2 separate regions of the Homo sapiens genome follow, and region 2 is linked to region 1. The links are chromatin loops, found by intact Hi-C in ENCODE. Cell type or tissue: heart right ventricle. All regions are shown on one strand. Each heading gives the region's core, and the rest is flanking DNA. Links, peaks and the distances in the headings are about the cores only. Region 1 overlaps ROBO1 (roundabout guidance receptor 1). Region 2 overlaps ROBO1 (roundabout guidance receptor 1).

What was found. A loop is a pair of places that touch in the nucleus more often than their neighbours do. Peaks named below come from ENCODE experiments on the same cell type or tissue, not always from the same donor. Only the 100,000 strongest peaks of a DNase experiment are listed, where the experiment ranks them.
Region 2: it touches region 1 in a loop (2.4-fold over the local background); 2 of 110 quality-filtered maps call a loop at or near these places.

What each region holds. Positions count from the first base shown.
Region 1 is chr3:78,653,324-78,665,199 of GRCh38, reverse strand. ROBO1 (roundabout guidance receptor 1) reads left to right here. Exons shown (of 31, transcript NM_002941.4): 15 at 3,086-3,207; 16 at 3,939-4,170; 17 at 5,393-5,514; 18 at 7,931-8,102. Among named protein-coding and RNA genes, the nearest start is that of LINC02077, 610 kb to the right of the region's middle. In heart right ventricle, for the core only: a CTCF peak has its summit at 5,613 (motif pointing left); no DNase peak of the experiment used is centred there.
Region 2 is chr3:78,723,315-78,735,190 of GRCh38, reverse strand. All of the region lies in intron 5 of ROBO1 (roundabout guidance receptor 1), which reads left to right. Among named protein-coding and RNA genes, the nearest start is that of LINC02077, 680 kb to the right of the region's middle. In heart right ventricle, for the core only: no CTCF peak of the experiment used is centred there; a DNase peak (open chromatin) is centred at 6,140.

The DNA.
Region 1 (11,876 bases), core at 2,521-10,520:
GGAGTAATGTGTTTGTTCTGGAGACTACATTTTCAGATGGACTTTTAAGAGGAGGACAGTAGGGATAGTCGATGAGGCCGCATGAAAGGCTGAAAATCACATCATATGAAAAGACATTCAAGGATCTAGGTATGATTAGGCCAGAAAATAATAACATCAGAGCAGACATGACATCTTTTCCTTAACATTTTAAGAGACTGCCGTATGGAAGAGTTATGCTTATTCTAGCTCGAGGCAACAGAAAAGGGCCCATGAGAAGAAGTAAAATTGAGGCACATATCTTGCCTATTCTTGGACTTCATTTGAGGCTGGAAGCCTTGGATTATAACTGTAATAAGAACCTGGGGAATCACCTGCAAAAATATTTCACTGGAGGGACCAGAAGGCAAACACAGCAAGGAGAAAAATGAGGGGTGAGGAAATTCAAGAAGGACTTGTTGGAAAGTGATTCATAAGGGAGCAGGCATAATTTCTCTAACCATTTCTGCAATGTGGTTGCAAAAGAATCTTCCCCAAGTGTAGATACTTAGAAATGAGCTGGGGTCAAAAGCTAAAGGTGCACAGATATAGGGCACAGGTTCCGAGTACAGGAGTCAGGTAGACCTATGTCATGGTTGGAGTTAGAGCCTTGTTATGTGGTAATCAAAGTGTGCTTTCCCAAAGACAAGATTTGATTATGCAAGGAAGATGAGATGAGCACCTGGCAGTTAGGGGTGGTGGTCATTGTGGCAGAGGTGCGGCTGTTGTTACCATTGTTAGTTACTATGATTCCTCACCCATGTGCCCTGTCTGTGTATCATTCTTGAGCCCTAGTTTTAAAAGAATCTATACAGATACATATCATACCTAAGATGATGTCAGTTATTATCAATGAGTGGGGCCTGGATAGGCTCCCCTCTGAGGTTGTGTATACGAAGTTTTAACGTTGGGGGAAACAGTTTGGCTGGAGCAATTAGGTCTTCTTTAAGTCTAATTCTGAATGTTGAGAAAGACCTTTTACATTGTCATACGTTTCTTTCAGGAGAAGGAGAACAAAAACAGTAACAGGATCAATTCATAAACTTCTCAAAATTATATTATCAGGTGTCACTTTCCCTTTTTCTCTCTGCTGTGAACATTTCTATTATAATGTTATAGACTGCTGTTGCTGTCATGGGTACTAGGTGGGAGAATCTAGCAATTTTCATGAAGGAACTGACTGGTAGGTTTATCTCAAATCAGAGGAATTTGGGATTGGGATGCAGATCATGGCAGTTATGTATAAAGTGGTTATTTCTGTATTTGAAGATACTTTCTGAAAGGGGGATGATTTTGTGAGGATGGGAGCTTACGTATGAGGGAAGTACTTGGAAACTGACATCATATGTGTGTTTTCCACACATGAATACATTTTAATTGAACCTATGTTTATTAAGCAACACCTATGTATATGGCACTATGCTATATACTATGGGTCCACAATCCCTGCTCTGAGGAAAAGCACTTTTTATGTCTTACCACAAGACAGCTTTTACCACAGCCCTCAGGATTAGCTGCCTTTGATGCCACCATCTGAAGCATAAGGAAACTGAAGAATAGTGAGATTAAGAAATTGTTCCAATGTTACGTGGTTTTTAAGTTGCCGAGGTGGGGTGCAAACCCAAGTCTGTTTCATTCCAAGTATTTCACTCTTATCCTAGAGATGGGTGACAGCTTGAGTCGTAGGAGCAATTGAGACCAGTGGGTAAGGAAGAGATGGAAAGGTGACAATCAAGTGTTTACTCCGTAGAGGCTGTGATAATAGTTATCCTGAGGGCAGGTCCTAACCAAAAATATTGGTAAAGGAAGATGAAGTATGGGATGCCAGAATTATCCCAGTTGTTTTTTTTTCATCTTGCTTATTTATCAGCTTAATTTCTAGGTTAAGTATAAAAACAACCAAACAATATGTAAGAGTGTTTGATATCAATCTCGATGTCATCTCTTCCACTTGCCTAGCTTCCCTGGACTTCATCCGAGATACTTAGCGATCTCATTCTTAGTATTCCTGCTTTTGCTTTCTACCCAAGATCAATTGTTTGACGGTATTTAATGATTCATTAAACTAAAATTCTCATTTTAATTTTTTTATGTAATGGGGAATCATCTGGAATGTAGGTGCCAAAATACAATTCTTTGAGAAAGAGAATTCTGAAGTCCAAAAAACATTTTCTTCACTTCCTCCCATGTATTCCCTGTTACTATTATAAACAAAGCAAAACATCTGTGTTTAGAAAACCGCTTCAGAAATGGGCAAATGTTTTTTTGAGTGTAGACTTTAAGAAGCTTATAAAAAAAAATTAACATTAGTAGCCACTTCATTCTTACTGTGTTCTTAGTTTCCTTCCTGAAATTTTGGGGCTTTTGAGATTAAGAACTCTTTATTAAACCTTCTTTACTATGATACAATAACTAAACTAAAGGATCATCAATTAAATAAACGTTAAGTACTTTTTTCTCATGAGTCTAATCAGCTTTATTTTATTTTACTTCCTTGCTGGCATCTGTATCACCTCCATTGTAGCCACTAACTTACCATATACCTTCCATGAGAAAATATCCAAGTTCATCTTAAAAGCTGTAAAGTATCTGCCTTCTTTCTGTTCTTGGTTTTCACTAACCATATCTCCTTTCTTTCCATTGCTTAGCCACTCTGCTACAATTTCAGTCTCTTTTCTGTCTTGCATAGTTAGGATCACTACAGAAGGTTTTCACAAACTCAGGGAATTGCCCTAGTGCCCTCATTTTCATCAGGAAAGTGATCGTTACATGATAGGAGGAGCCACTAAATGTTGTTATTTGCCATTGTTGTCTTTGCTTCCTGCTCTTTTTGCCTTTCTATAATATATGTCCTCTGCGTTCTCTCTACTCTCTCTATCCCCTCTTACTTTCCTGATCCTAATAAAAAGGTTAAATTATTCCTTTTTTTTTTTTTTTCCGAATCACAGCCTGGCTTGGACTCTTCTTTACTGAGAGTTGCTATGAATGAACAGTTTGTTTCACCATGCTTTCATTCCGTTCAGTAACGTTGTGCAGACCCTGACACAGTTTTCTTGACTTGTTGTAGATGTCCTACCAACAAGTCAGGGGGTGGACCACAAGCAGGTCCAGAGAGAGCTGGGAAATGCTGTTCTGCACCTCCACAACCCCACCGTCCTTTCTTCCTCTTCCATCGAAGTGCACTGGACAGTGAGTTGTTACAATATTTGATCTCAGTTTTAATAAGCGTCTGCGAGATCATTGCAATGCATATAAAATGTAACTATCTGTTGCCTACTTGTACATTAATGATAACTTTATAGTGTAAGCACTGTTTATTACAGTAGCTATTAGTTTGGTTTAAACAGAAAAACATTGCATCTTGAGCCTATTTTTTTCCTATTGTGCTGCAGTAGTGAACTTGACCTGTCTCAGGAAAGAAACAGATAGTATTAACTGTGTTATGTAACTTGTGATAGGATCATTATTACATGAATCTTTTAAACTTAGAAATATTTCCAAGTAGTATTAAGTAGGCTTTTAAAATCAGAAAATCATCAAACATTTTAGCTTCTCATCCCCTTGACCCAGGGATGTCCTACATGCAATGTCAGAGCTGCCATCAGGCCTCACATTTCTGCATGAAGCATAGAAGTTAATGCCACCGAAATTTTTATCAAAAGATAGTGGAATTTTTTCAGTATTCTACTTATTTGAATGTTTTAGCTGAAGATTCTTTTGGATTTTCTATGAGCACACTCATGTTGTCCACAAATAATGATTTTTATTTTTTCCTTTCTAATTCTTACACATTTCTTGTGTAAGAATGTGGGATGAAGCCAGACAGAATTTTGTGCATTTTATAACGTTTAATTTTTATTATTTTCTGATGAACCAATACAATAATATGAATAATTACATTTTACTTGTCTTTTTAATAGGTAGATCAACAGTCTCAGTATATACAAGGATATAAAATTCTCTATCGGCCATCTGGAGCCAACCACGGAGAATCAGACTGGTTAGTTTTTGAAGTGAGGACGCCAGCCAAAAACAGTGTGGTAATCCCTGATCTCAGAAAGGGAGTCAACTATGAAATTAAGGCTCGCCCTTTTTTTAATGAATTTCAAGGAGCAGATAGTGAAATCAAGTTTGCCAAAACCCTGGAAGAAGGCAAGTATGATGAAGCGTTTGATTTCCATGCATTGCAGTATATTTGTTAGAATTTTATTAGCTTAATTTAAATTGTTATAATGTTAATAGTGGCATTAATTACTAACTTTCTTGATATTGAACATACATTTTGCTAACAGTATTTGTTTATTTAGAAAACTAGAAAAGCAAAATGCTATAATAGTTGACTTGCTTCAATAGTGGCCTACCTCAAATGTGTAAATGTGAACATTATATTACTTAATGGCATATAGAAATTTAATTATTCAGAACTAAAATTCACATTTAAAAATGAAATTGTTTTCCGTTTGGTTTATTTTCCATTCAGCATTTTCTATTTGTTTATTTTGATCCATGATTTGAATAATGTGTTGATTTGCCCAGGACTTCGTGGGATTAGCATTTTCTTCCTAAATCTCATCTCTTTTAAAACACCTCAGTTCTAGACAAATCACTATAGCTGACCACCCTATTCCTAGAAATTAAACAATATTTACATAAAGGTAAAAGATTACATTAACTAACAACAGGATTTTTCCCAACATGTCTTTGTCACTTTGGCTGTATAAGTAATTATCATGAATGATTAATATTCATTTTCATACTTTTGAACATTTCGGGGGAGAACATGAGACTAGAGTTACACGGTAGAAGAAATAGGAATTGTCCTGGGATGTTTGGTGGAAACAAGGTATTTAACTTTGGTTATGGAAAATTCACCGTGGCAGTGAATTAGCATTGAGTGAGGAACAACTTAGGTAGTTTGGGACTATTCAGACTTGGATGAGATACATCTTTAAAACATATGCAGCTGGGCACAGTGGCTCACGCCTGTAACCCCAGCACTTTAGGAGGCTGAGGCGGGCGGATCACCTGAAGTCACGAGTTCGAGACCAGCCTGGCCAAGGCGGTGAAACCCCATCTCTATTAAAAATACAAAAATTAGTGGGGCATGGTGGTGGGTGCCTGTAATCCCAGCTACTCAGGGGGCTGAGGCAGGAGAATCGCTTGAACCCGGGAGGGGGAGGTTGCAGTGAGCCGAGATCATGTCACAGCACTACAGCCTAGATGACAGAGCGAGCCTCCGTCTCAAAAAAAAAAAAAAAAAAAAGCATATATTGATATAGTATTAATACATCTATTATTGGGTTTGATATTAATTACCTGCTTTCAGTGTTCTCTAGCACATTCTAATAACCTACCTTTTAAAACAATTTAATAGCACCCAGTGCCCCACCCCAAGGTGTAACTGTATCCAAGAATGATGGAAACGGAACTGCAATTCTAGTTAGTTGGCAGCCACCTCCAGAAGACACTCAAAATGGAATGGTCCAAGAGTATAAGGTATGAGTATAATATATATATATATTAATGTCCTGATGGGCAGCCCCCACCATTCATAAAGAAAAAGCAGGCTGGTATTTGTTTATGGATATTTGGCGCCATCTGCTGGTCCAAATAGCAACATGTAAAATTATTTTTAAAACGCTTTCTTGTTTATTCAGTGATTTTGAAATTCTGATTCAGGTGGTCTGACAGGGGCCCTTGCACATATATCTTGGTGAATCTTTTGGCGATTCTGATGTGCATCCTTAGTTAAGGCCCAAATAAGACTATACATGTTCTTCTGAGGAGCAAATTAATCTGTACGGTAACCAAGTATCCTGAGCAGAATTTTAAGTTTATTTTATTTTCAAAAGATTTTTAAAAACAAATTGAGAAACCTCTTTATGAAATTTGTGTATATGAACAGTGTATTTTTTAAAGTATTTAAAAGACTGCCATAAGTGCACTGTGGATGTTTTAAGATATTTCAAGTAAGATTTTCTAGATAATTGAGGCATTAAAAGGTAAAAGTCTCTGTACTTTTAAGTGTTTTCTTAAGAGTTTCAAGGCTGTCTCAATACTGAGGAGTGACAGGATACTATGTGTTAGTCTAGAAAAATAGAATGTTATAGAAGATTTTTAAGGATTTAAAATGGGTGATGTCTCAGCTCTCAAGCTAAATTGTGGAATGTAGGCATTTTCCCCTAAGAGTCAGAACTCATTTCTCTCCTGAAGAAATGCAAAAGGGTGGATTTCACGTAACTTCATGGTCAATTTAAAATAATAAAATGCCTTTCAGAACCTGATTGACTGGTACAAAATCAGTTTGTGGCTTTGGTTCAGCTGTATAATGTAAATGGGATTTTTAAAAAAATCACAAAAGAGTCTTAATTTCCAAATGGTCAGCTCCTGGTATAGGGTCTGAGCATTTCTTGGTGTTATGTATTGAAACTATATTAAAATAATATTAACTTTCAAAGAAAATATAAAAAGATAAATGATGGAAGAGACTAGGCTTAGATTTCTTTTAAATCTCACTTCCTATTAGAGTTTAGACAATTGTCTACTTAAAGTTAATGGTATATATTGCTTGAGAACATCATAAGGAATATAGAGTATGTCAGTTGGGCGCTGTGGCTCACGCCTGTAATCCCAGCACTTTGAGAGGCCGAGGCAGGCAGATCATCTGAGGTCAGGCCGGCCTGGCCAACACAGTGAAAGCCCGTCTCTACTAAAAATACAAAAATTAGCTGAGTGTGGTGGTGCACACCTTTAATCCCAGCTACTCAGGAGGCTGAGGCAGGAGAATCACTGGAACCCGGGAGGTGGAGGCTGCAGTGAGCCAAGATTGCACCACTACACTGCAGCCTGAGCCACAGAGCAAGACTCCATCTCTAATGATAATAATTAATAATAATGAGCATGTTTTTCTATAGATCATTTTCTTATGGAAACTGAGCTTGAACATTGTCGTGCACCATATCCAAGTTCTTAAACATCGCAGAAGATCACTCACTGATGAATCTGTTAGTGAAATTTAAAACAAGGATTATAGAATAGTTTGAAAATCTCAATTTCTTGAGAATAGTTTTGTATCACAAATATTATTAGCCAAGTTAATCAGGTAACTCTTTGTTATTAGAAGAATGCTTTTTTCACATCAAATATGTATTGCTATTCTTTATGTTCTCATGTATGCTGTGAAGGACTGATAGTCCCATTTAAATAGAAGAGCAGAGGGCAAATTGTCTCTCATTGATAATATAGTTCAGTGTACCAGAGGTTGAATAAAATCCTGAGATGAGGCTCACTCCTTGTGTGCAGTTTTATTTTTAATAATCATATTTGTGCAAACTACTTTAGAGTATTCAGAAGCTCTCCTTCCTTTTCAATCAACTACTCCTTGTAAAATGTGATGTTCCAGTGCCCATGCCAGGCAGGTTGATCCCAGAGAACTGTTGAAGTACGAGGCTTGGCGTTTCCTACTCATTTTTGTTTTACAATATCTGGTCATCTGGGTCATGCCTAGAATGCAAATGTTGAATGAGTATTATTCTTGATCTGCATAGACACAGCTATCTGCAAGGTACTTATTTAGCTGGCAGATAATGTGTTGGTGTTAAAAAGAAATCTAAATGAAGTGGGCTGATAGAAACTACTACCTTCAAGCACAGATTTGTAGACTTACCTGATAGAACCTTTTAAAAGTATATGAGAAAGTAATAAAGATGCCTTGAAACTACTTTTAACGTTAAACTTGACCAGAAGATTGTTCATAGAACTAGATTTTAGGGAAAAAATGACTTTGGAAACTTCTTATGGTAGTGCATGACAGTTTAGTACTCTGTCTGGGTCTAAAACTGCAACCCTGTGTTGATCTTTGCATTCATTTAGGTAATTTACCAGCTTGATTTTTGTGATGTGCTTCTTACAGGTTTGGTGTCTGGGCAATGAAACTCGATACCACATCAACAAAACAGTGGATGGTTCCACCTTTTCCGTGGTCATTCCCTTTCTTGTTCCTGGAATCCGATACAGTGTGGAAGTGGCAGCCAGCACTGGGGCTGGGTCTGGGGTAAAGAGTGAGCCTCAGTTCATCCAGCTGGGTGAGTGTCAGTGCAGATCCAGTTTGACAATCTCTCACTCTACCATGTGTCCCACTTTGCTTTTTTGCATGTGGCTGAGCCACCCACCATTGCTAATTTAATAGAATATGGAATATGGCTTAGAGCTACAAAAAGGTGTTAGCTTTACTTAATATGTAGGAGAGAGAAAGAGAGAGAGAGAGAAAGAGAGAGAGAGAGAGACAGACTAGATGTAGATATATGGACGTAGATATCTCAACTAAACTTGAACATATCTAAGCACACATTTTTGATATTTCAGGCAAAAGGTTGTCAATATTCAATGTTATCCTAATCCTGTCCTATATAATTTTTTTATCTATTCAACAAATGCTATTAATTGAGCACCAAGGATACCTCCGTGAACATGAAAGACAGTCTGCACCTTCATGGAACTCACAGTTGCTTGGATTTAAGATCAAACAAATAGGCCAGGTGCGGTGGCTCATGCCTGTAATCCCAACACTCTGGGAGGCCGAGGCAGGCAAATCACGAGGTCAGGAGATCGAGACCATCCTGGCTAACATGGTGAAACCCCGTCTCTACTAAAAATACAAAAAAACTAGCTGGGTGTGGTGGCGGGCGCCTGTAGTCCCAGCTACTTAGGAGGCTGAGGCAGGAGAATGGCGTGAACCTGGGAGGCGGAGCTTGCAGTGAGTCGAGATTACACCACTGCACTCCAGCCTGGGCGACAGAGTGAGACTCCCTATCAAAAAAAAAAAAAAAAAAAAAAATCAAATAAGCAAACTTCAATTTAAAACTTAAACCAGGTATTAGAAGTTTATAGCAACGACCAATTTATATTCACAGGTAGTGTCTATTTAAAATTGTAATTGTTTATTATAACAAAAGGTAGATTGAGATGTCAAAGAGTATTGGAATATGTTTATATGCTGATTGCTTAGAAAGTTAAACACAATTTGTGCCTCAAACGTGGTTAGATGAATTAAAAAAAAAACTAACATCAAAAGCTTCATTACCACAATTCACTCTGGGCAATATGGCATGAACATAAAGTACAAATTAGTAAGTGCATGCTAGTAAAATCTAAAACAAACAATAACAAAACAATGACAAAATACCATTGTAACTGAAAAGCAAGAAGAAAGGTTCAAATATTAAGAAGCTACATGTAAATTATGAATGATGCCAAGAAGCATATAGCACCTTTATGTTTTTGTCTTCCAGATCAGAAGTTAAGCATTAGTAGTATTTTATTACTAGCGAAATATTAGTATATGTTATTAATATTACAATCAGTTGTTAAATCATCAAAAAGGATCAGATGTATGAAGCTTTGTAATTCACAATTACATACTAGTTTTGCATGTTAATAATATTGGTGACATCCTGGAAATTATTTCAAAACAAAATTAAGAAACACCTGGTTTTCATAAACTTCATTGCTATACATAAAGAACTTCACATTTATTTTGAAGAATATTATTGATGTTCCATTGTTTAGACAATGTGAGTTGCGGTAATAGATACACTTGCAGAATTTCTGTCCTATAAGACAATAACGTCTACCAAAGTCCACTTGTGGGGTGGGGACTCTGTTCCACACACACATTGAGGATCATAGGCGGATGGGTTAGCCTCTTTATCATGGGGCTTCTGAAGTGGACCCTGGGCCTGTAGCAGGGGGAGGAAAGAAACACATCGTCTATGGGAATGTTCAGTGGTACAGGTCTAGACATGGTACACATCACTACTCCCAGTGTGACTGCAAGCAAATGAATGGGGTAACCTCAAAACTAAGTCACTGGCTAGGAAGGCTCCTCCCAACAGCTCTATTATATGAGAGTCCCATTCAAGCTTTTAGGGAAAAACTTGCTGTCTCTATCATAGCCATAGGCTAAAATTTGATTTTTGCACTCATGTTACCACTAAAGAACTTATCCATATAACTAAAAACATCCTGTTCTCCAAAAACTATGAAAATATTTTTTTTAAAAAAAACCAATGATTATATATAGAAATAAAACTTTTAAACAAAAATAGCTCCTGGTTTGTTTCAAGCAACACAAGAAACTGTAAGAAAATAAGTTGCTTGATGCATCTGTTGAACGTTTATATGAGATGTGGAGGAAAACAGTTTATATTGAGAAAATAGTTGATAGTCAAATATTTGCCCAATTTTATTAAATTTCAATATTAATTTATGAACATTGAAATAAGTTAACACTGTGATGACTCTATATATTGTTGTTGTTTACCTATTTTTATGACTGAAGATTATTTAGTTCTGTTTTTTGGAAGATAAATTGGGAAAATGACTATGTATAATTTTATTTATTTAAGATTGAAACCATGGGGGCTTTAGGGCCAAATTGGTTTCCTTGAAATTACAAATGAGTTCCATTTTTCCATATCTTAATATAGGCTCAGCTGCAGTGAGACAAAGACTGAGCTAGCGAGTGGCTGTTTTAATTCATTAGTCATACCACACTTGAGTCTGTTAAGTCCATCTGGTTGCTTGCATAGGACCTCTCTTGGCTGTTTCCATATTATCTGAGGCTACCCATCTTAACCTTGCACAAATAGCCATGAAATCTATAAACCTAGCAGATACAAAGAATGTATTAGGGATAAGAAGAATAGGTCTGCTCGGTGAACTTTAAGAGGATGAAGTGCTTAGGATAACCAGAGGTAATAAAAGAGTCTGGAACATGAAATAAAACTTTCATTCAACAAACAGAGAAAGGCAGGTAACTGCTTATGAAAATAGGTTTTTCAGCCTTGACCCTCTATAGAATGAGATCTGGAATTCTGTTAAAGAACAAAGCAAACTGAAAAACCACACACACTCATACAACATGAGAAGGAATTTAGCCATTTTGCATTGAAAGGGGTGCTGTTTTCCTGAAGGCTGTTTTCTTCATCATTGAACGTTGCTTATTTTTCCTTCCAGTTTTCTTATCAAGATGCAATGTCATTTAATAAGAGAAAAATCCATTGAAAGAAGAATCCATAAAAAATGTTATTCATATGTAATGAGTTATACCAATTATCTTTATGGAAAAAAATGTATTTTTGGATTGAAAAATCTTTCTATCTTAAAGCAGATTGTATTAGCAGAATTGTTGTATTTCTTTCTAGTTTGGTCTTAAAGTCTCTCTTTGCACAGTGGCTATAAACTCTAGTCCTGCCCTGACGGGGCTTTGGAGAATTTGGTTGTGGGTGTTCACTTTGTGCCTTTCACAGGATGCTTTTTAATCCTGGCAGACAGCATAACACCTGTGTTCAACCCATGACCAGGTGTCCCTCACACAGGAAACTAGTTTATACTGGCAGACGCCCCTGTGGCTCTTATCTGACCTGCGTCCAGCTTATTCCTGTCAACATGCCCCCTCCTAGGAGAGCCTTGACTGGGAGGAAGGTTAAAACCTCCCAGTGTGTTGCTTAGATGAGACTCAGAGGAGGCAACACAACAAAAACACGTGAAATAACGGAAGCAGTTTATTACTCACAGACCCATGAGACAGAGGGAGTGCCGACAAGGGCAGATGAGAAGGCCACCAGGGCAATTTGCTCAACCAGCAGGTGGGAATCCAGGTGGGGAAGACCTAGGCTCTGAGGACTTTTTGCTGTTGAAGGTATTACCCAGGCAGGTTTCCTTTGGGGAGTTCCTACTGGTGGGTTCTTAGAGCAAATGGCACAAGTTCCAGGAGGTCACATTCTGTCTGAGAATGGTCACTGGCATATCTGCACAGTCCATGAGGGGTGTGGGGTCACTGGGGTGAGTCAAGTAAG
Region 2 (11,876 bases), core at 2,086-10,085, 70 kb before region 1:
ATTTAATAACTTGGAGAGGTGAAAGATATTTAACTTCAGAAATTAAAGCAAACCTTTTGAATGAGATATTTCGTGGATCAAAAAACCAAACACTTGTAAAACTGTAGTATATCCTGTTTTGATCAATGTATAGGTTTACATCAATATATAAGTCTCAATGTGTAAGATATATACCTTTATGGGCTTTATAATGTATAATCTGCATGCCCATTTTTGTCCAGGTCCTTTGAGACATAATTTTAATTCCTTATAAAGTGCTTATATCTTTACGTAAACTGACTCCAGGACCATAGTCGGGGTGCAGTGTGTTTAGATGCAGAGGTAAGGTAGTAGAGACCAAAGATTGCCAGACAAAATATTTTCTAGTTCAACAAATAATCTCTGGTGCTTTTGGGAAACAATATACTATATATTTTCAAGTTTCATCTAAGTACTATAATGAACTTATATATGAATTAAAGTCCTCAGTTTTGATATCATGCCATGTTGACATGCTATCCTACTTTGACTGTTGCAAACTGTTTGTTAGTATTCTCTTAAATCTCCTGAGATGATTCTGGAGGTTTTTTTTTTTTTTTCCCCCAAATGGATTTCCCAAAAAACAAGTCTTTTGGTTTTATTTGTTTGTTTGAGACAGGGTATCTCTCTGTCGTCCAGGCTGGAGTGCTGTGGTGTGAACATGGCTCACTGCAGCCTCAATCTCCTGGGCTCAGGTGATCATCCCACTTCAGCCATGTGAGTAGCTGGGACTACAGTATGTGCAACCATATCCAGCTATTTTTTTTTTTTTTTTGTGGCGGTGGGGTCTCACCATGTTGCCAAGGTTGGTCTTCTGTAGGGCTGGGATTATAGGCATGAGTCACCACACTCAGACCCAAAACAGTTTTGCATACTTTTCCAAAAGTTAGTTCCACTCACATGTTAGTTTCAGTCAAAGTAACATTAGATGACATAGAGGACTGCCTCACCAAGTATGCCTATGCTGCCTTCCACATGGAATTCCGCCAACTCTTGAAAATCACTGAGATGAAACCTGATATGGTTGCATGCTGCTAGTTAGCATCCATGATCTATTAGTCAAAATAGACCTTCCAGAAAGCAGAAAGTGTCTCAGAAATTGGAGTAATCAGCCAAAAAGAAAGTTGTACTTCATAATTCAAAATAATACAGTATATTAAGCAGAAGTGCTGTATTAAAATGATACAAAATGAACACACATGGTCAAATAACAAACCTGCAATAGGAATTTTGGATTAGGTTGCCACCCCAGCATAGAAAGCAGACATGCAAATGTTGTTTCTTCTCTTACTTTTTTCTTAAAATATATGCTTACACAAGCAGCTAGAGTTTCTTCAGTTTCCAGGCACTTTGATATATCTGATCAGGCCATTAAATTTCTCCCAATAGCCAAGGACTAGTGGGATGTTACTACTGTCAGGGAGCACTTTGTTTAATTATAGGTTAAAGTAGTTTGCCAAATTAAAGGCACAATCTTTTGTGGGTTCATGGATGATGTCCTAAATAGTTTATTTAATTCTCAATGTTCCATTAATCAGATGAAATATTTCTCTAAAATATAGTTTTAGAATTTATCTCAAAGAATTGTTTATACATTTTATCTTTAATTTGGAAAAAATATTTAAATATCAATACTTTTTAGTAATTCCCTATTTTTAAAAAGTTTACTTTTCTAATTGCTTGTAATCGTTCTGATTGCTTATGATAGTATGGACGGCATTTTTTTCTTTCTGTGGACATCAAGCAAAATGAATTGTAATCTTTAAAAAAAAACAAATAGTACATTCAAAAGGGCATTTGATTTTACAAGATATTGTAAACAATAGCCTTTCCTTAAAACAGAGTCCAAAATGCAGAAATCAAAGAAATTTTCTTAAGGCTTTTAGTTTTCAATTATTTTTAATCTGATCACTTTACAGGGGATTGAGATTTCCTTTTCATTACTTGCAATTGGTGAAGATTAACATTATTTCTTCATCTTGCCCACATTATCACTTTTATTTAAATATTGTCTCTCAAAGAATAATTCTAAGTTTTATGGTGAGGCTAATATCTCCTCAATCAAATGCTGATTCTGCAATTCTTTTGTTTAAAGGTTAGTTGCTTTAACCAAACAGCTCTTGGTAACATCTGACCACTTCAGTTTTTATCTCCTTAAAACCAAAGAATTTGATAATATGATAAATTGTACACTTGTAAAATAATCTGTTGTGCATTAACAAAATTACTACCAGATGGTACAGGTTTACTCTTCTTAAATCTTACAAATCGAGGTGATCACAAAGCTTTAAAAGCCTATTGCATTAGAAACAGGCTTTTGTTTAAGTCACCTTTAAGAGCATCATATTGTATGGGAACATTTCAAAAGCAGTTGAGCTTAATCTGTATAATACTGGCTGGAAATAATGTAAATTTGTCTCTTTGAGTGGATAGAGTACAATTTACTAAGGAATCCATGATTTCTTATTCCTTAGCCTATTCACATGCATGGTGTCACTCTTCTCTCACCTCGATATATGACATCACTGTATTGTTCCATGCATCATGTATATAAAAGATCATGCCACATTTCCCCATCTTTATTAGGGAAGCTTATAAATATTCTGATTAACCTTTAAACATTCATGATAATAAGCACATGTTTGCATGGGAAGAGAAGAGGCATTCTTCTTCATAGAAATGTATGTGGGATATTTACCTTACAACATTAGTCCTACAGACAACACATGCAAATATGAAATGTAAACATACACATTGTTTTTTTTCTGCTGACAGTTACATGGACTAATGGCCATTAGGTTGGATGTCCAGATTGGTTAGGCTTAAATATGGGGTGTGCTGGAAGGGGGAACTTCAATGTAATATGCTTAAGGAGGTCCATGGATAGCACCTATTTGTTCTTCCAGCCATTCAGTTTGGGGATCTATACGTTTTAAAAATATTGTGAATTTGTAGTTTATGGCGTGAGAAGCAAAGAAAATATAAGCTGTTGTTCTCTATCTCAAAGAAAGCCCTCTATAGAAGCTTTACTTTGGATCTATGTAGAATGAGCTTCAGTGTACTTACCAAATGATCTGGAGCAAGTTTTGATACTCTCAGAGCCTTAATTTTCTAATCCAAAATATAGGAAAATACACCTTGTGAGAATGTTTTCGACGTTAAAAATAATGCATGTAACAATGCTATGTATATAGCTGGTGTTGGTATATCACAGTTCTCATTAATTAAAACAATACCAGTAATACAGATTGTTGCTTAAATACATTGGCACATTTATTAAATTGACCACAGATTCACTGATGCATTTTTCGTGTACTGCAGGAAGAACTGTCAAAAGCGGTTTACACACAGGACATAATGTTTTTCAGATGTTAAGCTTTTGCAATTCTTAAGTTCTTTAAAATTTCTATAGAAACACCAGAGAATTTAAATACATTTGTTATTTTAGTATGGAGTGGTCAGAATTTGAATTTGTCTGCTATAATGCAGTATAAAATAGTGTGCTTTTCACATAAATTTGAAGATATTCAGCATTTTTTTTCAGAAGAGATGACTGAAATCATAAGAATTCTGTATGTCCAATCTCTTAGATTGTGAACAATTCTGATAGTGTACTTTCTATGTAAGTGCTGTGTTTTTAAATGTTAAAACTAGGAGAAAGTTTTTGCCATCACAGAACATATATTCTATGCAGAAGAAAGGCAGGAAATGTCAGATCAAGCTTTTTTCATTGATTTTACTTTGTTCTTTAATCTTCACACTGACTGATATAACTTCTAGTGCAGGCTTTCCCATCCCTAAATGCTGGAACTCTTAAGATCGGTTTATATGGAAGCAACCTAGGATGCACAAGATTCTGATTTTTCAGCTCAAAGTTCCAACAGTATATCCTAGACGTAGGTTAGAAGCCATATAAAACACTCATATCCCTTATTACAATTAATACCGTTTGTATTACATTTTCTGTTCAGCATGCTTTTGTCTTGGCTATGGAATGGAACCATTTATGACTAAGAAAGAACATTCCAAATAAATATCCCTCCAAACAGTTTTTACAATACTCTTTACACAGATCATTTTCTCTTTTATTTTGTTTTCACCAATAACTATAGAAATAGAAATGGTCAGGATGAGTTTATTTTTATTTCTTATTTGTCCATGAGTTAATTATTAGTTCTCAGGAAATAGCAAAAGTACCTATTGATAATTTTGAAGTTTAATGTAGCCCACCAGAAAGCTCCTTTTTAAGCGCTAGGTCAGACCTGTCTTTCTAAGGTCGTATTTTCTTCCTCACATTGAAGAATTAGCCTACTTGCTTCCTCTAAGGATGTATGTAGAAATATTTTAATTCATGTTAACATGTGTATTGTTGGAAGATATGGGATTTATTTATGTTTTGAACGTGTTTTCCATAGGAAATGAGGCACAAATTTGCCAAGTGAGTGAGCTACATTCTAGCATAATCTCGTGTTCAACAAAGGAGGGTGAAGCAACTGGCCATATGGATATTGAATCTCTTACCCTGGTCTGATGAGCCCTAACTTCTGATTAATCAATTAAGCTTGTCACTTGCAAGCTCTTCTTTTTCTCCTTTGACTCTTTGGGATTAAAATACCACAGAATGTGTGTGAGTGTTTACTTCAATTTGTAGCTATTTTAGGAATATTTCTTCTTCTGTAGAATCTTAATTAGTAATATTAAATGCTGTTTATATTTTTGAATAAAAAATGCATTTCTGTAAAGTAAAATTGGTCAATCTATATCAAGGAATCCCTTGCATACCCAACCTTGATTTGACTTTGCCATGGTTATGAGTCTTCTACAGAATGTAAGTCAATGTAAATTTCAAGGGTAACAAGTTATACGTGGTCTCTGGAAAAGGCTTTATCTTAGCAAGCATTTGGTAGTGAGGGAATTTCTCACACTGGACCAAACTATAGAGCTAAGTATAAGAACCCAGAGAGAGGAAAAGGGATTTACTGTTGGCAAAGTATTTTCAGCTGGTGTACTTGTAATTCAAAAGAGCCAAGAGTTTGAAAATAAGCTTTTCTCCCCTCAAATACTATGAACATTTGTCATCTTTATTTCTAGAGTATAGTCATAATTCCCTTGTAGATTTTTATTTCAGGCTGTCTTAGCTGTGACTGTATGTAAATTCAGAATTAGAGCCAGATGGTTGGAAGAGGTGATAAAAAGCAAACCTGGTTTTGTGGGAAAGTGAAAATTGCCCATAAGACTTTGTTTTTTACCTTTAAAACAGCAGGACACTGTTTCATGAGACCTGTGAAGGAAATAATACATTAACTTTAATAGCTATAAGCTAAATCAATTTTTCATATTAAGGCTGAATGCTACCATGTAATCTACCTAGAATTTTCATAGAGGTAAAAATCAATTAGCTTTCTTACTTTTAGAAGATAGCTAGCAAAGGCTAAAACCACTCTTTATATTGCCTCCTTTTATAGGATTCACTTTGGGGTTCTAGTCTTAATAATTTGGGAACCAGACACCTGGGGAAATCTGCTAAAAAGCCTTCACTGTTTCATCTGCTCTCCATTTCATCAGCACTCAGCAGTTGTCTGTTCCTGGTTAATACTATAAATTAGAAGGGGCTTTCCTGGTTGATTGCTTTAGGCTACGTACCTCTGTCTAGCCCAGGAAAATGGGTGTCCAGCAGAAAAATGCCATACCCAAGGCTTCATATTGTCTTTGAGCTACACCTAAGCAAGCAAAATTGTTGTGTTTAAAGAGGGCTGTGTTACTTCTTTCTATTATTACTTATTAAAATTAGGAATCATGAAAAGGATCTCTGGTGATATACATTGGATAGAGAGCAAGATACTAATTTATACTTTCACAAAGAAAATCATCCTTTCCTTTAACTATGTCTGTCTGCAGGGTGGCTCCCACTTACGTGCAATTAGCAACACAGCTCTTCCTGATGTAGTCTATAATCAAATTATCATAGGTGTGCTTCTGCAGCAGCAAACAGCCAACTACCAATTTATCAATTGTTATGAGGAAGAAATGAGAAATTTAGGAGGAGAAATGGAAATAGCAGAGAAGTGCAGCTGCCAGAGTCCTAGGCGGGGACTCTCCCAGGCCTGTGTTCTCAGCTGGCAGCTCACCAAGCTGTGCAAAGAGCCACGTGTTCCCACTGGGATAATTGCTTTTTCTGCATAAGTCTCTTGTTGCTTCTCTCTGATGATCAAGTGTGTTTAAACTCCTGGCTGAATTCATGTTGGTTTTCAAATGGTATTGTAAAGTGTACCAGGAAACAAATGAAACGGGATCATGTTCTCTTGTGTGTATGTAGCCCAGGCAAATATGGGACGCCAATGGAGAGATCCTAATTGCCTATTTTTCCTCTCAATTCCACTCCTAAGAGAGTAGTTGAAAGACCTGAAACAAGTTATGGCTTTTCTTCATGCAATGCTGTCCTTTTTTATGTCACCAGGAATTTTTAGAATGGTCATTTGATTGCTTTCAATTTATCATTCTCATATTTTCTTTACAATGTGTGTGTACTTGCCCCGGTGTCCTTTTGTTATATAAAACATTTTTTGTGCAAACCCCAGGAACATTATTTACACTTTGAGTAGGCTGTAAATGATGAAATACCCTTCACTTGAGAATAGACTAGTGAATAATTTGTAAAATCTAGGTACTTTTTACAGTTTAATTGAAAGCTGACTAATCTGGGTTTTTTTTTTTTATAACCTAGAAGAAAAAACAAAATCTTATGAATATTGGTATACAATCTGTTTTCCTTAGTTTCATCCATCTTGGGGTACAGTGCTGTCATTTTGTGTTATGAGTTCATATTGGACTGGTCTTGAGTTAAAGACAAGTTTACCCGACAGCCTGTGAACGCACAGCATGAAACCAGATCATATCTAATCAAGAGACTCGAGTGGGAAATAATTAAAATAATGCATTTCTCCTTCCTCCTTTTCCTTCTCCTCCTCCTTCCCCTTTCTCTCTCTTTTAGGGCTCTGTGAACCAGAAGAAAATAGGAATAGAGGGAGGTAAGAAATTTTGGGAAAATGAAGCAAGAATCAATAGCTTTTATAAAAAATAGAAAGATCAAAAAATCTTTAATAAACTTTGCTAACCAAGAAGAACTGTGATTTGGCTGAGGTTTATTGTTTATTTAATCTAAAATAAAATATTTGCTTTGATATTTAAATATAAAATCATTTTGTCATAAATACATAGAATTTTAAAATTATTTTGTGAGATTAGTACAAATAAATATATAAAATATACATGTTTATAGAATATATAAAAATGAATTTCTTGAAATTTGTTCTTACACTTAGAAGTATTGGTCACTAGATCAGTAAATATAAGTTTCTCTCTATCAATGATTTTTGATGGTGATGGTTTTGAATCGATTTATGAACAATTTACATTTTTATCTGATAGCTAACTACATTAAAATGTAGGTCTTAAAGACAAAATTATTAATGTGTATGTTCAGAAATATAATTAAACCATAGTTAACAAAAACATGAAATTATTTAATAAGAGATGTAGTTTTTTTCTGAGACGGAGTCTCGCTCTGTCGCCCAGGCTGGAGTACAGTGGTTCGATCTCGGCTCACTGCAAGCTCCGCCTCCTGGGTTCACGCCATTCTCCTGCCTCAGCCTCCCGAGTAGCTGGGACTACAGGTGCCGCCACCACGCCCGGATAATTTTTTGTATTTTTAGTGGAGACAGGGTTTCACCGTGTTAGCCAGGATGGTCTCAATCTCCTGACCTTGTGATCCGCCCGCCTCGGCCTCCCAGAGTGCTGGGATTACAGGCATGAGCCACCGCGCCCGGCCGAGATGTAGTTTTTTAAAGTATTCTTTTTGCACTACCTACCTGGGACTATGACAAGGAAATATTATAAAATAAGAAATACTGTATTTTCTTTTATATTATATAATATCTGAATTATATGAATTATTTTACTTGATTATATATTTTTATGTTACTATGATACTTTTGGGATTGATTATCCAATTCTTTGTCTGTCATTTGTACAAAATAATTATGGTACTAGCAATGTTTTTGCTTAATTAGAAGGCAATAAAGCATGATTATTTTTGAAAAATAGGATGGCATGCATTAGAAAATATGAATGTTTTAATCTGAACTGTCTAACATTAAAGGCTGATATTATTCTTGTAGCCAGATTGGAAAGTAATGGGTATTACTTTACCTCCTCCTATTCTCTGCACCCTCCTCAAACAAGTTATTTTTTCTGGATTGTTACTGTTGTTGTTGTTGTTGTTACTAATTTGATGCCAAAATTTAAAGAAAGAAAAGCCGTTATTGTTGTGACTCTTCTTCAAATGTTTCTGTTGAAAGGAGTCCTTAGGGATCATCTAAAACTGTACTGCAGCTGATTTCACCAAGGGGAATGTCTGGGGGCTATGACTGGCCATCTGGGTTACCTGCATCTCATTGTTGTTAAGAAGCCACGCCAGGCACATCTGTAGTTCACAACAGCTTGCTCTCTATTCTCTAGGTCAAAGATCCAGGCAGAATTGACAGCATTTCTATGAAGAGATATTCTGCTCAAGGAGAGTTAGTGGTGAATTGTTTAAGGATGATACGCTAGACTATCATTCAAAACCTCTCATCTCACTTAATTTGCAAAATAGTATGAAAACGGGTTGGTGGTAAAGAATCAAGTTTTTTTCTGAAAAAATAATTTCTAAACTCAGGTGCTTTAGACAACTTCATTCTTCATGTGAATCCCACTCGTCAAGCCCTTACTACTGTAAATCAATATTTTCAAACCTTTAATCTTTTAGAAAATTGTAAAAATTTAGTACTGCATAATTTCTTATTGGTATGATGATGCCTATGTGTGTCTTATCTGTATTAGTTGAAACATATTTCTCTTTTAGCATTATAATCAATATTCTATTATTCATTGTTTTGATGTATTTTTAAATAGTATTTTTAGTAAAGCACAGATTTTGCATGTAAAATATATTAAAGGAAATGAGATAAATTCTATGACAGTTTGGTGGTTAGCAATTTGAAATCATCTTTGAAGCCCTTAATATAATTAGCGGTTTTGTTTTTGGTCTGTTGAATTCAAGTCACATTAGGTTAATGTAATTAAAAGCAGAAAAGAATTTGTGTAGCCAAACTAGTTAATTAGCTCCAGTCTGTTCACTGTGTTAACCTAGAGGTGTATGGATAACATTGTGGGGGTGATGTCTGAAAAAAAAAAAAAATTCCTGTGTAACAGATACTGCAAATCATCTGACTTGCTTTAGGGTAGAAAATGAAGACATCACAAGGAGTTCATTTTAAGTTCATCTTTATTTCTGATTGTGAGCACTGATTTCAGGGTAAGCTGTGTACTCTCGGATAACCCAATCAAAAAACTTATGAATTTATGTTTTAAAAGGGAACTGAACAAAAAAAGTTTACTGAATTTACTTTTTTAAAGGCAGTATATTTCTTTGTGTGCAAAGTTAAATTTTGTTTCTTGTATTCTGGAAATAAGAATACTGATGCTAGTTTTTCCATGCTAACCAGAGACATAAAGTGGTTTTCTCCACTTTTGGTAGAAAAGCTACATCTTAAACCTGATTATTCTCTATAATTATTCAGTAAGCAATTCAGTAAAGGAGATGAAGGCAGGATTTCCTACTGCTCAGAGAAGTCTTTACCCCTAAAAAAAGTAGTCATTTCTAGTTTTTTACAGGGAAAATTCCTGATATATAAAAATCATATGTATTAAACACATCAAGAATTTTTACATTTTGACATCTCTAAAACATTTTTTTTAACCTGAGACTATTACAAAGAAAAATAGGAAGTTTAAATATATTTGAAACTTTAAAATTCTTTATCTTCTTTTCCTCTCTCCTCTCTGTCTCTTTCCCAAAAAGGAGCAAGACCAGTGGGACATTTTTTTGTTTTGCTTTGCTTTCATCAAGTATGTTTATAGCTAAGGGCCTCTTTAAGCACTGTCTAGCGCTTATGGAAATGTGGGCTTCTAATGTGGTTACTATTGTGGGCTGGTAAGGTATATGGTAATGAGGAAGGAAGACCTCTGCCTTGAATTTTTGACATAGGCTAAATGCCAGCATATTGTCTGAAAGTTTAACATGTTCTGCTTCTCCACTACCCGGATTATGTTAATTGAATAGTGCTCCAGCAGTTCAGTGTTTAACATTGTGTCTGTTCATTACACAAACTAGTTTTTGATAGGTTTACAATTCGACTGTCAAATCCAGCCGCAGGAAGAGACCTGCCAAGAAATATTTTAGCTTATTTTAAATAGTGCTGTTTTCACATTTATAGTGTTTTGTTTGTGTTAGACATATTTTTCTTCCCTATGTAGACAGAGAAAATGTTCATTTTTGGCTTACATAGGGGCACCACAGTTTAAAATGTATAAACTCACCCTAAATTTACAATCAGTATTTTTATATGACTCAACATAAGATGTTGATTTCTTTTTGCTTTTTTTGTGTGTGTGACAGAGTCTCACTCTGTCGCCCAGGCTGGAGTGTAGTAGCATGATTTCGGCTCACTGCAACCTCTGCCTCACAGCTTCAAGCAATTCTCCTGCCTCAGCCTCCAGAGTAGGTGGGACTACACGCATGTGCCAGCACACCAGGCTTTTTTTTTTTTTTTTTTTTTTAGTAGAGATGGGGTTTCACCATGTTGGCCAGGCTGGTCTCAAACTGTTGACCTCAGGTGATCCGCCCACCTCTGCCTCCCGAAGTGCTGGGATTACAGGTGTGAGCCACTGTGCCTGACCAAAATGTTGATTGTTACTAGTAGGCACTGCTTGAAAGTGGGTATGTTATATTCGATCAGGGTCATAGTACTATGTTGTTTTTCTGTTCTTTTGTTTATTGAAATGAACAGCCCACCATGTATTCCATATTTGTGACCGTTGAGAGTAGAATTATGGCCTTTTAAGATCCATTTCAATGTAGTCATTGACATAATGCCAAAATTAATTTGAATTTATGGAAATTGAAAACTGGCATGTTTCTTCTGTTTCTGAAGTTCATTTGCCCTACTTTGTGGTTTGTTCTTTCACTTTTACCAGTTTCTATCTCTATCATCCCTGAGGCAGTGTCTCCCAGGCTTGGTGAGGCTTGTTTATTTTTTCATTTTTTGTATCATCTACTTTGGGGTCCTTAACCATTATTGTCAGTGAGTATATAACAGAATGTTGTATTTTATAATGAAATTGGTTTATTGTTGAGATGGGAAATTTATGCGGGAGAGTATACGAATCTGGGAAATCTCAGCAGTTTTTCCTTAACTACAATAAATATTATTTGTATTATCTAATTGTATCCCTTCCTTCCTTTTGTCTTTTGAATCCAGCATTTATTCTTAGTCCAGAGCTGGGTCTTTAGAACACAGTTTCTCAATCCCTGCGTTATAGACAGTTTGAGTCAGATAATTCCTTGATGTGTATTTCTGGCCTCTACTTATTAGATACCAGTAGCATCGCCCCCCACACACCCTTCAATCCCCCAACCCCACACCAAGTTCTGACAACAAAATATGTCTGCAGACATTGCCAGATATCTCCGGGGAGAGGAAGGGTGATTGCCTCCATTAAGAACCGCTGTTTTGGAGGAAATAATAATGATCTATAAAGCCTAAAATTTACTTGTTTCTAAGTCTTATGCTGTGTCAATGCAAATATATATTTTCCTGATGAAACCAGTGGAAGTTGTTTAGTAATTACAGTCATGCATTGATTAATGACAGGGTTATATTCTGACAAATGTGTTGTTAGGTGATTTTATTGTGTGCGACCATGATAGAGTTTACTTATACAAACCTACATGGTACAGCCCTGTTACACTCCTAGGC